Linked DNA regions of Homo sapiens: region 1 is linked to region 2. The links are chromatin loops, found by intact Hi-C in ENCODE. Cell type or tissue: natural killer cell. All regions are shown on one strand. Region 1 has its middle 39 kb from the start of DOCK9-DT. Region 2 has its middle 35 kb from the start of DOCK9-DT.

The links. A loop is a pair of places that touch in the nucleus more often than their neighbours do. Peaks named below come from ENCODE experiments on the same cell type or tissue, not always from the same donor. Only the 100,000 strongest peaks of a DNase experiment are listed, where the experiment ranks them.
Region 1: it touches region 2 in a loop (2.5-fold over the local background); 1 of 110 quality-filtered maps calls a loop at or near these places.

The regions. Positions count from the first base shown.
Region 1 is chr13:99,123,086-99,128,085 of GRCh38, forward strand. No RefSeq gene overlaps it. Among named protein-coding and RNA genes, the nearest start is that of DOCK9-DT, 39 kb to the left of the region's middle. RefSeq lists an enhancer at 1,984-2,083. In natural killer cell, no CTCF peak of the experiment used is centred here; a DNase peak (open chromatin) is centred at 2,076; H3K27me3 peaks cover 308 bases.
Region 2 is chr13:99,049,645-99,054,644 of GRCh38, forward strand. It overlaps a transcript of DOCK9 not described here. Among named protein-coding and RNA genes, the nearest start is that of DOCK9-DT, 35 kb to the right of the region's middle. In natural killer cell, no CTCF peak of the experiment used is centred here; DNase peaks (open chromatin) are centred at 687, 1,667, 2,297 and 4,107; H3K27ac peaks cover 338 bases.

The sequences.
Region 1 (5,000 bases), 73 kb after region 2:
TGAACCCGAGATGGGAAGTCAAAGGGCAGGGATGAGGAGCGTGGCAGGAACACACTACACACCCTACGTGTATCCACGGCAGAGTTGTTTTCCTGGAAATATATGGACTAGAACAGTCTAGCTTGAAACCAGGGAAACAAAATCATTAGTTACATCATCACAAACCACAAACACCTATCCAAAAGGGAATCTTTATCAGCAGCATGGGCCAGGTGCTGTATTCTCAAAACTTTCCTGGGAATCATCAGGGCATTCCAAAGGGCAGCAGTAGAATGAAGGGAAAGTTCAAGGTAGGTAGACTTCAGTCTGCCCAAAGAACATCCCAACCAACCGCAGCACTGGCCGCGAACTGCCTTACTGAGGAAAGTTGCCTCCACCTGCCCTAGCACACCGCAGACTCCACTAATGATTTCGGACTTTTTCCAGGCTTAGCCCTGCCTAGTTTCATAACCCAAAAAACCTATAGCCAGCGGGGCATGAGCTCCCCCTCCCCACAAGCAAGTGGGCTTAGGCCAGCCTCGGCTGGCTTGGGTGACAGCACTGAACAGTGCCAGGTCTGCTGAAAGCATGGCCGTGAAGCCTTTGCACTTACACACCTCTGGGGTTAGCCTGCCTTGCTGGCTCTCCTGCCAGGCTCCCTACACTCATTTTCAACTAGTTCTCCCCAGGGAAGGAGGAAGAGCTGGCAGCTCTGCCCAGATCACCTGCTTCCTTCCAACCCTTTTGCCCAAGGTTCGACTCTGTACCAGGGTTTCCCATTTCCCTGGGGAGAGCCAGACAGCTGTGGAAAGCTGGTATTTCCATGTCATTCCTGAAAACCTCATGTGGCAACTGATGACTAGTCATGGCCTGATGTCATCTAGAGCCATTTTTCTTCTCTCTGCTCATCTGCACGCTCAGTTAACTCAGGTTTTGTACATCTTCGTTCAAACTCATCACCTCCATTGCTCCAGGGCTTTCCCCTTGGATTCCACTGGATTCAAGGAGCAAATGTCCCCGTTTGCTCCTTCAGATCAAAAGTAGGGAGAAGAGCTTAATTCTCTGTCTTCCTGAATGTAGCAGATGGTATCAGTGGCCCCACCTCCCACTGGCATTCACTTCTACTTATAGCTGACCCCTGAAAATCTCCACTCAAAGCCTTTTTTTTTCTGACCTTGAAAACACACTGTGCCCATGCATGGAGAAGCCAGACATGCTGGAAATTTCATTCCCCTGAAAGCAGCCTGAACCCATGACAGATGGAGAATTGGTGGATTAATACCCCAGATCCCTGGCCCCTTGGTTGGATGAATTCTGAGTCTTGGTTTTCAGAATTCTCTAGTGGGATCGAGCTCTATCTGCCCATGGTGGTAATTTGCTTGATAATGTGCATCCTTTATTGGCTTTCTTGTCTTCTCTGTCTCATGTCCACTATTTCCAGTGTTTTCCGGGACCCTTTCTCAAATTCCTGGCACTTGAATTCTTATCTCAGGGTCTGCCATTGTGTGAGGCTCAGCACAATGCCTAGCTAGCACATAGTAGGCACTCAATTAATTCATCCTTGACAGGTCATTGATCAATATTGCAGATGGGATTTCTGCCTTGGGAGAGAGGTGACACTATATGACCGTGAAGGATTCTTGCAGGTGCAAAAGTCTTCCCACGTAGAAATCAATGTCTTTCCAACTAGGAGACCTAGAAAAGGAGCTGTGAGGTGGAAACATATGAAAAAAAAATTTTCTCCCCTCTGTGCCAACGTGCTTTCATATGTGAAGGAGGAAGCGAGGCTCACAGGTTGGTTATGAAATCATTCAATTTCAATTTCTTGAGCCAGCATATCGCCTTTTATGGACACTGCAGCCCAGGGTAATGTGCAGGGAGTGATTTTCCATCACGTTCTATATAGTTCACAGCAGAACCAAAAATAAGATGTTCAAACCCTAGAGTATTATATTATGAATAAATACGGTCAAATCATATACCAAATACAATTATGATTACTCCATGACCAGAACTCTCGTAACACTCCTTTATGGTTGGTTGACACTGCATTCATATTTCTGTGTCTCAAGTGAGGAAATGAGTCACCAAAACGGTAAAAAAAAAAAGGCGCTGAAAACTGTCTGGCTGCTGTCTGAAGAGAGCTGGAAGAAAATGTTCCTGACCTCCCCCACCATATGCCCGGGCTGATGGGGGCTTCACCACAGTCCCAGACTCTCAAATCTTTCTGACATATTTTCATAAGAGAATAAAACACTGTAGTTAACGAGCTATGTAAGTTCCATTTGTGAATTGGTGTTTGATGAAATGATACATTGTAGAGGTAAAATGGGAATGTGAAAAGCAGGGTTTTTTTTTTTTTTTGTCCTAACAACTGAGTGTTTCATATGGTTGAGCAAAATCACATTTTAATATAGTTGAGCGTATTCCAAATGAGGTCTCTGCCTCCAAGGAGCTGCCTTGCTGGGAAGTCTGTAAAGTTCACATCCTTTTAACAGAACCGGAGTTGATGGAACAGGACAGTCAGGGAGGGGTCTGCACCTGGAGTTGAGACATGCCTGTGGGTGAAAATGGTTGCTTGGAGGGAGGAGACCCCCACACAGGCAGCGGATCACCTGCAGAGAGGACCGTGCCTGGCAGAGGACTGGGTGGTGCCCAGCACTTTGGAAGTCTAGAAAATAAGTAGTATATGGGTGTAGCGCAGACTGAGGCCTGGCAGCAGGGAGCAAGTAATGTGTGATGATCCAAACAGACAAGCACTAAAAACTAAAAGTAGGCCGGGCACAGTGGCTCACGCCTGTAATCTCAGCACTTTGGGAGGCCAAGGCAGGCAGATCACGAGGTCAACAGATCGAGACCATCCTGGCCAACATGGTGAAACCCTGTCTCTACTAAAAATACAAAAATTAACTGGGCATGGTGGTGCACGCCTGTAGTCCCAGCTACTCGGGAGGCTGAGGCAGGAGAATCACTTGAACCTGGGAGGCGGAGGTTGCAGTGAGCCGAGATCGCGCCATTGCACTCCAGCCTGGCGACAGAGCGAGACTGTCTCAAAACAAAAAACAAAACAAAAAAGAAAAACTAAAAGTAGATCTACCATTAAAGAACTAAAAGGAGAACTACCATTTGATCCAGCAATCCCACTACCAGGAATCTACCCAAAGGAATATAAGTCATTATGTGAAAAAGACATATGCACACACATGTTTATAGCAGCACAATTTCCAATTGCAAAGATATGGAACCAACCTAAGTGTCCACCAACAAGTAAGAAAAAGAAAATGTGCTATATATACACCACGGAATACTACTCAGCCATAAAAAGGAATGAAATGTCTTTATGCAGCAACCTGGATGGTGCTGGAGGCCATTATTCTAAGTGAAGTGACTCAGGAATGGAAAACCAAATATCGTATGTTCTCACTCAAAAGTGGGAGCTAAGCTATGAGGATGCAAAAACATATAGAGTGATGTGATGGACTTTGGGGATGCAAGGAAAGAGGTTGGCAGCGAGGTGAGGGATAAAAGACTGCTCAGGTGATGGGTGCATTAAAATCTCAGAATTCACCACTAAAGAACTCATCTATGTAACCAAAAACCACCTGTACTCCCAAAACCATTGAAATTTAAAAAAAAACTGAAAACAAACAAACAAAAAAAAACAGAAGCAATGATGTCTGGAAGCCCCAGTACTGGCTAAAGGAACAGTCACTTGTCAGGCTCCAGAAGTAAGTCTAGAAGACTTTGGAACTGTGTACTTAGTGGCAGTGAGGAATTCAGTCACTAGAACTAGAACTAGAACTGTGGTTCAAGAAAAAACAGCAACACAACAGATTTGGTGAGGACTCACTTCATCTATTGAACTAAACTTTTAAATATCCCTGCAGCTAAAGCCAGAACTGGCCCCAAAGCTAAGCATGGGAAGTTCAAATTGCTGAGCTTGTAGTGGGGCGCATATTAGTCCATTAGGAGGTGGCTGGGCAGGTGCAGGGGCAGGAGATCTGGCAGGTCACACTATGAGTAACCCTGAAGAAGAACATCGATTTCAAGAAGTAAATGGAGGGAGAGACCCCTCTGGTTAAAATTGAGACCCATGATGAAAGGGACACCAAGTTTCCTAAAGCAGAATTGGAACAAAAGTAAATTTAATTTCCTATTTTTAAAAATGGGATCTTAGAAAAATGAGAGACTAAGATAAAAAATTCATTGTATCCTAAACCAAAGAAACAGTTTCTGGGATGTATCCATGGCTCATACTTATTTTATGTGTTTGTCATTTCACTGGGTGAAGATATAAGATGCAAAGTTATCAAAGCAGGGCATGATAAAATTCTGTAAAGAGAACAAAACTCTGGATTATAAAACTGGACTCAAAAAGAATCCAGAGAAACTTAAAATTAAAAACATAAAACCATTTATATTAGCACCAATAAATTAAATACTCAAGTATACATATAACAAAATATGGGCCAGGCGTGGCGGCTCATGCCAGCACTTTGGGAGCCCGAGGCAGGTGGATCACCTGAGGTCAGGAGTTCGAGACCAGTCTTGTCAATATGGTGAAACCCCGTCTTTACTAAAAATACAAAAATTAGGCCGGGCGCGGTGGCTCATGCCTGTAATCCCAGCACTTTGGGAGGCCAAGGTGGGCGGATCACGAGGTCAGGAGTTCGAGACCAGCCTGACCAACATGGTGAAACCCCGTCGCTACTAAAAATACAAAAATTAGCTGGGCGTGATGGTGCGTTGCTTCTAATCCCAGCTACTCAGGAGGCTGAGGCAGGAGAATCGCTTGAACCTGGTTCTAAAGTTTATATGGAGAGGCAAAAGTCCCAGAATAGCCAACAAAATATTGAAGGAGAGGAACAAAGTTGGAGGACTGACATCACCTGACAAGACTTACCATAAAGCTCCAGTAACCAAGACAGTGTGGTATTGACAAAATAATAGACAAATAAATTCCCAGAACAGAATAGAGAGTCCAGAAATAGACCCACATAAAATTGGTCAGCTGATCTTCG
Region 2 (5,000 bases):
GCTGGGACCACAGGTGTGCGCCACAGCGTTCAGCTAATTTTCTACAATTTTTTTGTAGAGACAGGGTTTCACCATGTTGCCCAGGCTGGTCTTGAACTCCTGGACTCAAAAGATACTCCCACCTCAGTCTCCTAAAGTGTTGGGATTACAGGAATGAGCAACCACACCCAGCCAATAGCTAAATTTTTGAAAGCAGGACACATACTGTATTATCAGATAATGATCCCTAACATACAAAACTGGATTTCATTAGGAAATGATTGATCTTTCCAGATAATGAATGCTGCAGGTTCTCTCCTAGGCCAACATCTTCATGACATCTAAAAATACAAGAAGCAATTATGCTATAGATTTAAAAAATTGAAATATGATATGTGAAAATACTGAAAATAACCTATGGAGCTATCAAAGTTTATGGAGGATATTTAGGTTTCAACATGTAAGATGACACCTGCTTGCATGTTGGATCCTGTCTAAAATTTCAAGCCATGGACAGCAAGTAAAAACAAATCAAAAATGGAAAGACACATAGCATGTGTAGTTTATCTATGTCACAGAGCAAAAATAACACTTTGGTAATGCTTTAATTAAAATCAAGTACCTAGAGTTCATTCCATATTTCAGGCCTGTAGGAGAAAAAAAAAGCAAAACCACTTCCCCTTGCAGTGATACACGAATGGAAATATCCGAGACAGCGAAACCTGAATCAGCTACAAACAGTATGACCTTGCATGACTAACTTATTCTCCCATCCAATCAACATGTCATGACCGGGCGCAGTGGCTCATGCCTGTAATCCCAGCACTTTGGGAGGCTGAGGTGGGTGGATCACGAGGTCGGAGTTCAAGACCAGCCTGGCCAACGTAGTGAAACCCTGTCTCTACTAAAAATACAAAAAATTAGCCAGACGTGGTGGCGGGCGCCTGTAATCCCAGCTACTCGGGAGGTTGAGGCAGGAGAATAGCTTGAATGCTGGAGGGGGAGGTTGCAGTGAGCTATTGCACCACTCCACTCCAGCCCAGGCGACATGCGAGACTCCGTCTCTAAGTAAATAAATAAAAAATAAACATGTCATAAGCACCCACCATGTTGTAGACACTAATGACAAGTCCCACAAACTCTCTCCATCTATCCCCTAGAGCAGCTGTAGCCCAGCCCACTTTAATGTGTCGTTGCTCTAAAACCAGCCTCCACTTCATATACATGGCCCCCCCAGGTGTTGGTAACCCTTGGATCCAAAGATGTCTGATTCTCAAAATCAAAGATTAAAACTTTTCAGAGACAGCTGCCAGGACGTAAGGCCAAGCACAAGCAGCTCATCCTGCACAGGTGGACGTAAGAAGGATGAAGAACTCAGTGGGAGACTTCCTCTCCATCACCTGCCCACCCAGCTTCCCAGCCCGCCTCTGCGAGGACCCCTCCCCTCTCCATCCAGCAATAAAGGGCTGTGCGAGCCACTGTGTTCTGTGCAACTTCCAGTTCCTCCACTGTCACCTGAAGCAATGGGGGAGGGAAGGGGAGGTAATAGTGGCCTTGAAAGGCTGAAGGGAAGCCTCTGGCATGTTCTTTGCCTAGGAGCCAGCTCAGTGCTTCCTTTGACACTGTGAGCTCTTCAGGCTCCCCCTTTCCCGCCAAAGCTCAGTTCTTGCTCTTTGCTTTACTGATTTCTGCTTGAGCCCACAATGCAGGCACAACACACCTGCAACTTCCTGAAAGTCCCTGAAGCAGACAGAGCCTGAGGAGGCACAACTTCTTCACCGAGGGCTTGGGGCCGAGTCCCAAGGACTTTTCATTCATTCTTCTACCTTCTCTCTTGAACCTCGCAATGGAAACATGAGGTCTGCAGCTTTCATACTAATGAAAATTTCATCCAAACAGGAAAGAAAAATACATCTTTTCAATACCCAGAACTTAAGGTTATCCGAATGCTCTAAAGGTCATTCGCTGATAGTGATACAAACATCCCAGGCAAACCAAGCAAAGCAGGAATGTGAATGATGAACACAACCTGCAGACGACTTGACTCAGCTGTAGAAATGAGACCTTCACCACCACTACACTCATCCTTTTCACCTGCAATTACTTCAAACCCCAGACAAAAGTGGTCCCAATTGCTCAGGATGATCCACAAAGCAAGTACACCCTATCAAAATTCAACCAATAAAAACTACATTTCCAGTTTGCAGCTAAAGAACATGTTCCACTAGTGGCAAAAAAAAAAAAAAAAAAAAAATCAGAACTCACAATCTGCTGAATTTCCTCATAACAAATTTGTTCACAAAAACACCAGAACCACAGGAAACACCACATATGAAAGAGAAATCAGTTGGCTTTTTGAAAATAAAGAAGACATGCAATGAGCAACAGAAGCCAAACTGATATTCAGCCAAGTACCATTCCTGTTTAAAGATTCAAAACATCCTTAATAACCATAAGTCATTAGCTCTCAGCACGACCAATTTTCCCCATGGAAATGCTTGACTATCAGAGCTGGGGGCTTCTAGTGGGGATGATGGGCACAGCTCCACAGCCCCTAGGGAAACATGAAGGCCCTGCAAGGGGCAGTGGATATGCAGCAAAGGTAGGAGTGTGCCCTGTCTAATGTCAGCATCCTGTGCTTCCACAGAGACCCTCACCCCTGGCCCACTACTCACTGCCTGGCCATGGAGTAGGATGGAAGGATCTCCTGGTAAACAAATGCCAGCACACAGCTTACTTCTCCCTGACCTCAGCTCCCCATCTCCCTAGATTCCACAAAATATTCTGCTATCCTAAATGATTTCAAAGTACAGACCACACTCCGTATCCAAGGGTTCCATGGTGTGAGGTGGTATCTCACTGTGGTTTTAATTTGCATTTCCCTGATGATTATTGATGTTGAGCATTTTTCCATATACCTGTTGGCCACTTGTATGTCTTCTTTTGAAAAATGGCTATTGCCCTTTTTTTTGGGGAGGTTTGTGGGGGTAGACACAGGGTCTCACTGTGTCACCCAGGCTGGAGAGCAACGCAGTGGTGCAATCATGGTTCACTGCAGCCTCGAACTCCTGGGCTCAAGTGGTCCTCCTACGTCAGACTCCTAAGTAACTGGGACTATAGACACATGCCACCACACCAGCCTTCTTTTTTTTTTTTTTTAAGTAGAGACCAGGGTCTCACTATGTTGCCCAGGCTCTTTGCCCATTTTTTAACTGAGTTGTTTTCTCACTTTGAGTTGAGTTTTTTATATGTTTTGGATATTAATCCCTTATCAGATGTACAATTTGCAAATATATCCTCCCATTCCATTGGCTGTCTCTCCACTCTATTGATGCTAATGAATTTCTAATGGTAGGTTTTTCAGGCCTCAGTAGGGATTCGCCGTTGGGATGAAGTCTCTCCCATTACTCCTTCAGTCAAACCACTTCCAGTTCCCAATTTCTTGGTTGTCTCCAGGAGCCCAGTTCCTAAACACACCTGAAAATAAAATAGATTACCACTAACATCACTCCTGCGCCCTCTCCCAGCTGCCACTGTGTTCACATCCCTACTGTCCTTTTCTATTGAAATCAGATAAGAATTATGTCCACAGTAACTTAAGCCACAGAGATTTCAAGAGCTTTGTTAAATGACAAAATTTCCTAAGCCTATACAAATTTGCAGGAGAGCAAAGAAGATAAATTTTGTCACTCTTGTTCAGAATTCTAAGCTACTATAAATAATTTCCCATGCAAATCACGTTTTGTGGCAGAAGGAAAAAACCAGCAACCTTAATACATATTTCTAAAATAGCTCATTATGCTTCTAAGAAAAAAACTTAGAATATAAATTTAATTATTCAAATTCAATATAATTTAATTAAATGTAATTGAATTAAATTGCTTTCTAAGGTATTCTTTCTGTAAGCCACTTGAACCAAGAAAGCCACCTGGTTTTATTTAAAGCCAATGGTAAGAACTTTCTGAGACAAGGAGAAACCTCTGTAACTCAGACCCTTGTACAAAAGAATTAAAGAAATTAAAACCGGGAACCAGGTTTCAGTAACTGCAGGAGGGTTCTCCTTCCTGCCAGGGCCTGGAGTGAGGATCAGTTACTGTAACCAAGAAACCTCAGACTGTTACCTGGTCCCCAGCGATAGCACAACATGTGGCCTGGGCCCATCAGATAGCACACACTTGAGGGTTATTACAAGAGGAGCGAAGCACCCCACACCCTCCACCTCCCCTCACTCACCCTCCTACTCCCAAGAAAACACCAGGAGGTTTTGGAAGCAGGGTTAATCTTGCATTGAAAAAAAAACACAAAGCAGATGGGGCTGAGTTAGTCTGACTACCACATCTCAAAGAAGATTATCTGCCTAACACGGTAAGCAAGAAAGGGGAGTCATGAAGAAGTCAAAAGCCAAAACCAGGGGTGAATTTCTGCATAGATCATTTTTCACTGTCTTCCTTTTCCACTGTAAGACACTGCAATTCTTTGCCGCATCTCAAAAGAGGAGACTCTTCTGGTGGCTCACTCTAAAATCTAGTTCATGGGGATTACTCAGGCATATTTATAAACCCAATGGCTGCAAAATTACAAATATTAGTGCTCTCACTTAGAAAAAAAACAGCCTTGGTCTAGAGTAATTAAAACATAAAAACATTACTCTCCATGCTCTGAGACCCTTAATGGGGTAATTTGTGGCCTCGCCAAAAATTTGAAAGGTGGGCTTCCATGGCCCACTATAACCTAGAGCTCTAGACCAACATAGCCTCACCCAGAATCTTTGTACATCCTAACAACCAGACACTGACACTGAGCTCACAACAGCAGAAATAATAGCAATGGTAATAAAGCAGGTTTTACAGAATAGCTGAGAAAGCCACACAAGTCCACATAAAGCAGTTAAGTCCCTAACTGTGATAAATCTAAAAACTTGGTTTGCTGTTAGTTGTTGGTTGGACAGGGTTTGAGGGCAAGCAAGAGGGAAGGCATAAGCCCAGAATCACATCTAAGTTCTTCCATTGCTACTGCCCTGC